Linked DNA regions of Homo sapiens: region 2 is linked to region 1. A link is a contact called in ENCODE Hi-C or POLR2A ChIA-PET data. All regions are on one chromosome and are shown on one strand. Each heading gives the region's core, a stretch centred on a gene start or an enhancer-like site at or near the end of the contact. The rest is flanking DNA. Distances are from core to core; before and after follow the strand shown. Region 1 has its middle 52 kb from the start of RNU6-8. Region 2 has its middle 21 kb from the start of AKAP6.

Region 1 (3,510 bases), core at 753-3,252:
GCCGAGATCGTGCCACTGCACTCCAGCCTGGCTGACAGAGCAAGACTCTGTCTCAAAAAAATAAATAAATAAATAAATAACCAAAAAAAACCTAAAACCAAAACAAACACATTTTCTTACCAAAGTTCTGATGCAAAAGCTAACAACCCCACAGTGTTTCATTTTTGTTGAAAAAAAAAATTCTACAGTTTATTACCTTTCCTTGAAAATAATATATACAAGGTCTTAAATATTTACCAGATGATGCAGATCTGCCAGGGTTTTCAGCCAAGTTTCAAAGTTTTATGAAGTCACTTCTTGGACATATTTCTAACAATCTGGCCCATGAAAATTAACCGGGGAAGATATTTCCACCTTCTTCACATGGCCTTGAGCTCACAGTCTCTGTGTGTGCCCATAAGAAACCCACACCCTATAATCATAAATGTCCTAGCTCATTCAAAAGCAATTGTTACTACTGATAAATAAATACACACAAACAAAAGTTTATTCTTTGGGAACATTCATTTCCAGTGAAGACACCATGTGTTCTGGCTTCAGTACAAACTCATTTTCCCAGCCTCTACCTACTTAGATCTCAACTATCTGTTCTCTTTAAATATCTTCTCAAAAATAAATCTCAGTTCAGGTTTTCTACACTAGCAATTTTCAATTTAGACTCCATAAAGCCAAACACAAAACCTGTCTCAATCAGAGTAGATCCACATTTTTTCTTTAAACTTTACAATTTATTTAAATTGAGGCTGTAAAACATTTTTTAAAAATAATATTCTTCTGTAATTATATCCCTTAATACAGAAGTCTGTTTCATTACTTCAGTTGATAAAATTATTTAAATTAATCATAGATATTAAAATGTCTTATTCCCATTTAAAAATCTTTCAAAATTATTGTGTGCCTCTGAGAAATTTCAAATAACAGGGAGGCTGAGCCTCCACATCCTCTCCCAGTTGCCTTGAGGGTCTGGCTGCCAAAAATCTAAGTCTTGCCCATGGGAGTCCCACATACACATCCATCCAGGAAGGTCACATTCCATCCAGAACTCCAGAGGAACAAAATGATCCAAAGGGGTGCAAAATCAGGCCAACCATTTACTCTAGACCAAAATTTATCTATAAAACAGTGACCCAGTTAGTGAAGAAACATTATCCTCATTCCACCACACTATTATTTTTGTGTTTCTATGTGGGTCACAGCACAGAAAAATCCATGGAGAATTTGACAGGGAAAATAAGGAAGTTACAACTGAGGATTGTTGACCCCACTTTTCTGCCTAAGTTGTCAAATAAAGGGAAAGGTAAGACTGACCACAGGGAGTAGCAAACTGCATTTGGCCAGACTTTGGTATTTTACAGATAGGAAAATATATTAAAAGAATTAGGGAACTGATTTACATTTGCTTTTTCTTTTGCCAAGCAAATATACGTTTACAGTGATAACCCTCATCTCTCAGAATCATTCTGTAAAAATGCATTTTAACACTAAAAAGGAGGGAGACTATAATCTCAGGAAAAAAAGGCCATTCTTTTCCTGAATAGGTCAGTTGGCCCTCTTATAGATGTCACAACAAAGGTGGCCACCCTGCCCCCTACTTTGGATTTAATGTTTTGTTTTGTTTCCACTTTGAACCAGTTTAAAGTATTTCAAGGCGATCCCAGTCAACATACTGGATACTCAGAGGAATGAGGCCAGCGCATGATGTGAGCGGGGCTCACAGAGCAGCCTGGGCCTGAGCAGGGCTCACAGAGCAGCCTGGGCCTGAGCGGGGCTCACAGAGCAGCCTGGGCCTGAGCGGGGCTCACAGAGTAGCCTGGGCCTGAGGTGGCTGGCCGTGAGCTCAGCAGGCTGAAGGGGAAATCCCTGTGGGATAACTCTAGTTGCCAATTAGGGAGATCCAACAGAAAACCAAGCACACCACAGCATTTTGTGAGTTTTCCTGTACTCTGCCCAGTCCTAGAAGAGGGCTGAAGGAGCCAGATTACACACCCTCCCCTGCTTTGCCAGCCAGCTTCCCAAGCGTGGTGATCCTTCTCCAGCAGGTGGCAGAACACACACATAGAAAATTACAAAGCTACCCAAGGTTTCTGTCTTTCGGTTGGTCCATTGTGTTACTTCTTTAAAAGTTAGCCATGTATAGTAAGAAATTTTGCAAACAAAAAACCTACTCATATTCCATCCTGGAATCCTGTTTACACAGGTACTTTGGTCTTCACAGGGAGGCTGAAACCTGCAAAGAGGAGGACCACAAAATAAAGAAAATCCTGGCCAATAAACTATGAATACCAGAACCCACATCTTCCAGCTGTTAAAGAACCCAGCAAATAACTCCTGCATTTCACTTTGTCGCCCACACTGGAGTGCAGTGGCATGATCGCAGCTCACTGCAGCCTCAACCTCCCGGACTCAAGAGATCCTCCCACCTCAGCCTCCTGTGTAGCTGGGACTACAAGTGTGTGCCACCACTCTCGACTAATTTTGTATAATTTTTGTAGTGATGAGGTCTCACTATGTTGCCTAGGCTGGTCTCAAATTCCTGGTCTCAAACAATCCTCCTGTCTCAGCCTCTCAAAGTGCTGGCATTACAGGCTTGAGCCACCGCACCCGGCCTCCTGCATTTCTAAAATTTCTAAACCCAATGAAAACTTTCACTAATCTTCATCACATGCACCTATAAGGGTGTAGTTACAAATTGTCTTTTCTAAAGAAACCCATGGATTTTACATTGCCTCTTTCCAAGGAGAAAAGTCATACAGTATCCAAAGTTACACAACGGGTCAGGAGAACAGCCCAGAATACCTGTCAGTGTCTCTCGATTGAAGTGTTTATTCACAGAAGCAAAGTCATGTTTAAAGCTGAAAAAGTATTTCCTAAAATATACTCTAGTTGAATATTTCAGGTACAATAGTAAGTAGGTCACTTGCTCTCTAGGATTCAAAGAATATGGGCCTGCATTACTCTGTTTCTGCCCTGAACAGGAAAGTTAAAAGGAAACACTGCACAACAAGAAAATCCACAGCACACAGCTATTTAAGCAGCTGTGGCTTGGGGGTCAGGTCTATCACTGAAAGCTTTATAGATAATCTTCAAAACTAATTTGACCCACAAAAGTAAAACCAACTGGGCTTTCCCAAAAAATCTGCAAAAACCATATTCATAGTATCACCCTCCCTTCCAGATAATTTATAGTCAGAAATTGAACCCAAGAATAAATGCCCTAGAAATATTTTTTTAAATAGCCTAAATTTGACTGTCAAATCATGTTCCTTCTCCATGTTTTTTTTCAGTGTCTAATCTGGTCCTACTCCTACCCCCAAATAATTTTCCAGGGGTCCCAGGGGTGCCCCATGCTCTACACACCTTCTTTTTTTTTTTTTTTTTTTGAGATGGAGTTTCGCTCTTGTTACCCAGGCTGGAGTGCGATGGCACAATCTTGGCTCACTGCAACTTCCGCCTCCCGAGTTCAAGCAATTCCCCTGTCTCAGCCTCCCAAGTAGCTGGGATTACAAGCAT
Region 2 (3,510 bases), core at 412-2,911, 53 kb before region 1:
CTGATCCAATAGGATTAGTGTCCTTTTGTCACCAGAGAGTTCACTCTTTCTTCACCACGTGAGGACACAAGGAGAAAGCAGCTGTGTGCAAGTCAAAAGGAGGACTCTCACCAAAACTGAGTTGGCCAGCACCTTCATCTTGGACTTCCCAGCCTCTAGAACTGTGAGAAAATTAATTTCTGTTGTGTAAGCCACCCAGTTTATGATATTTTGTAATAGCAGCTTGAGCAGAATAAGACACACATCTAGTAACTGTTTCAGGATGCTTTTTGTATTGTATTGGTTTTATTATTCCTTCACCTTAAGGGGTCCTGTTAAATCTGACAGTATAGCAGACCATTCGAGTATTTGAATGGCTAGTATGCTCCAGGCACTGCACTACATAAGGGAAAATAATGATAAACAAGATAATCACAGTCCCTAACCTTATGAGAAGTCTAGAGTGAAAGATATTAAACAAATACATATACAAGTAAGTCATGACAATTGTGACAAGTGCTATGAAAGAGAAATGTTTCCTGCACATATGAGAGCATACTGTAATCTCTGCCATGCTGTGCAGAATTAAGGGAAGATGCTGCTCCTTTTGTGGCACAGTAAAGAACGGGGCAAGGCCAGCGTGGTGGTGGGGGCACCCACAGCATGTAGGAGATCAGAGATTTCTGGGTTATGGGGCATGATGGCAAGAGCCAGATGGCAGCTTGATGAGGAGACTGGAACACTAAACTAAAAGCCCCATGAAGGCAACAACAATCTCTTGTTCACTGCTGCATCTAAGGGGACACTCAATACGTACTTGTTTGATGGACAGATGGATGGATGGATGGATGGATGGATGGATGGATGGATGGATGGATGCGCACAAGTGACAAGACCAGAGGGGAAAGCTCAGAAATAAGTGGAAGATAATCTGAGGTGACTATAGTCCTATACTTCAGCATATAAAAACACAAAGTGGCTGTAATAAAAATAGGAAGAGAAAGTGACACCTTATTGTAATTTCCAGGGACATTCCGGTAACATTATACTGTGATTTGTTTGTGGGGCCATGTGAAAAAATGTCTGTAATAAACACCTATTATTTCTGTCCAACAAGCATTTCCAAAGTTTCCAAGGGATCCAAAGATTCCTTTGGAAAAGAGGATCTAAAATTTCCTTTGGGAAACCACCCTCCACCATTCTCCAGTCATATGGTTTCCATGGAACTGATTCCATCCCTAGCAACAGGGGGGTCCTGGACTGGCTTATAATAATACCATACCCATCCCTGTGGCTACACTGATTAGTTCCAGTATGGCACATAACCCAGTCACAGCCAAGAAAACATATTTACTTTTCTTCTGGAATTCGTAATGTGAGGATTAAATCACCAAGTGAGCCAGTAAAGCTGACAGCTAGACAAAGCAAACATAGAGACAGATCCTGGTGATAATATTTGAGTACTGGATCAAAGTACACTGGCAGCAATAAATTTATGTGAACCAATAAATTCCCATTTTGCTTAAAGCACTTTGGGTGGGTTTTTCTAGCACTTGTATTCTAAAGAATACTAATGAACACACACATGCCTTGCTCGCTCTGTCCTCCATTATCTTCCAGGCTGAAACAGGTTGGGTCACAGGAGCTGTGGATCTCCCTACCTTATGCCTTTCAGCAAGGGCTGCTGGGATTTCTCTGGCAGATCACCAGTCACCCTGCCATGAGTGAATGTCCTGGGTAGGGCTCCCTATGCCTTTATGATTAAAGGCCCCAGGTTACAACTTGCCCTCCCTGCATCTGTTTCCTATGGCAGGAAGGCAAATGCCCCGTAAGAGATAACTGGGGAAATTCCTAGACTTGAAGCTCTGTTACTGTTGCAATAACAGATTTCAGCTTTTTCTGTCCCCACTCTGTCAGTATCACAACTACTCAAAATCAAGAAAGAAGAAGATTAGGGACCCAGTAGGATTACAGAAACAAGGAGCACAGCCCCCAAAGGCAGAGGGGCAGTTTCAACTCCTCTTACACTGCACCGTAGCCCAAGATTAAACAACCATGGCCCTTTTTCCTTCAGTTCTCCATCACAGATTGGTAGCACAGTCTATGATGAGAAGATGCTACGGGCTGAACTGTGTCCCCCCAAGATCATATGTTGAAGCCCTACCCCCAATATAACTGTATTTGGAGATAGGGCCTAAACAGAGATAATAAATTTAAGTACAGTCATAAGGGTGGGGACCTAATCCGATGGGACTGGCATCCTTACAAAAGAGGGAGAAACACCCTCGAAATGGCCATGTGAGGGTGTAGCAAGAAAGCAACTGTCCACAAGTCAGGAATAGAGTCCTCACCAAAAACCAAATCAGCTAGAATCTTCATCTTGGACTTCTAGCCTCTAGAACTGTGACAAAATAAATTTCTGTTGTTTAAGCATCCAATCTATGTATGGTATTTTGTTATGGCAGCTCGAGCCAATTAATACATAGGAGGTTACACAGTAGCCCCTTTATCTGCAGTTTTGTTTTCTGCAGTTTCAGTTACTTGTAGTCAAGCTCAGTCCAAAAATACTATATTTTGAGAGAAAGAGAGACTACATTTACATAACTTTTATTAAGTATATTGTTATAATTGTTCTATTTTATTAGTTATTGTTAATATCTTATGTGCCAGATTTATAAATTAAACTTTATCATAGGTATGTATGTATAGGAAAAAAACATAGCATATAGCATATACTGTATAGGGCACAATTTCAGGCATGCACTGGGGGTATTGGATCATATACCCCTCAGATAAGGGGGGACTACTGTAGTTACCTAAAGCCAATAGGAGCAAACTGTGAGGATACGTTGTCCAAAAAGCTAATGCAATCTCAACCTGCATTGAGAAAGGAATAAAGTAGTATTGATGGACAATAATAATCATATTTTACTGTACCAGCCATAAAAAAAGACAGTCAGTAGCCCAGCCAGGGTGATGAGTCACCATTGATGAAAATTGGAGTTGCTGGCTTGGAAAAGAGGAGGTAGTTGTTTTCAAGTAGCAAAGCGATGTCATAAATAGGGAGCTAACCTTGTTCTGCGTACCTCAAAAACTAGATCAATGAAAAAAGGAAGGGTAAAGCTGGTTTTAGGTTAACATTGGAAAGCTGACACAAAGAACTGCCCAAAAATTAACAGGGTTTCTCATTGGGCCAGTGAGCACTTTATTACTGAAGACAGACAAGCAGAAGGTGAGTAAGGAACCCTCAAAAATATTAAGTTACTTAATATTAATTAACTCCCACTGTGGGGCATAAGGTTGAACTATAAAATCTTTATTTCGTCTTCCAACATTATGATTCTATCACTAATTAGTAATCAAGAACCAGACTACTGGTTTCAAATTCCAGCTCTGTCATTTACAAGCTGTGTAACTACCAGCAAGTTACTTAACACCTCTTCATCAGTTTCCTTGTTTGTAAAACTGTGGCATCAAGAGTATCTTCTTCATCTTATGGTGGTAAAATGAGTTAATGTATATAAAGAACCT

The links. A loop is a pair of places that touch in the nucleus more often than their neighbours do. ChIA-PET counts read pairs that join two places held with the same protein, here RNA polymerase II (POLR2A).
Region 2: a loop to region 1 is called in a map of PC-3, with 7 times the contacts of the local background. The contact joins two enhancer-like sites. A Hi-C loop is called at or near these places in 1 of 168 maps with a recorded cell type or tissue (PC-3). POLR2A ChIA-PET finds 5 or more read pairs at or near these places in 1 of 52 experiments (HepG2).

What each region holds. Positions count from the first base shown.
Region 1 is chr14:32,253,568-32,257,077 of GRCh38, reverse strand. No RefSeq gene overlaps it. Among named protein-coding and RNA genes, the nearest start is that of RNU6-8, 52 kb to the right of the region's middle. Within about 2 kb of position 2,002, at least 14 of the 41 ENCODE cell types and tissues checked have a DNase peak (open chromatin) inside an H3K27ac peak, as active enhancers do.
Region 2 is chr14:32,306,227-32,309,736 of GRCh38, reverse strand. No RefSeq gene overlaps it. Among named protein-coding and RNA genes, the nearest start is that of AKAP6, 21 kb to the left of the region's middle. Within about 2 kb of position 1,661, at least 6 of the 41 ENCODE cell types and tissues checked have a DNase peak (open chromatin) inside an H3K27ac peak, as active enhancers do.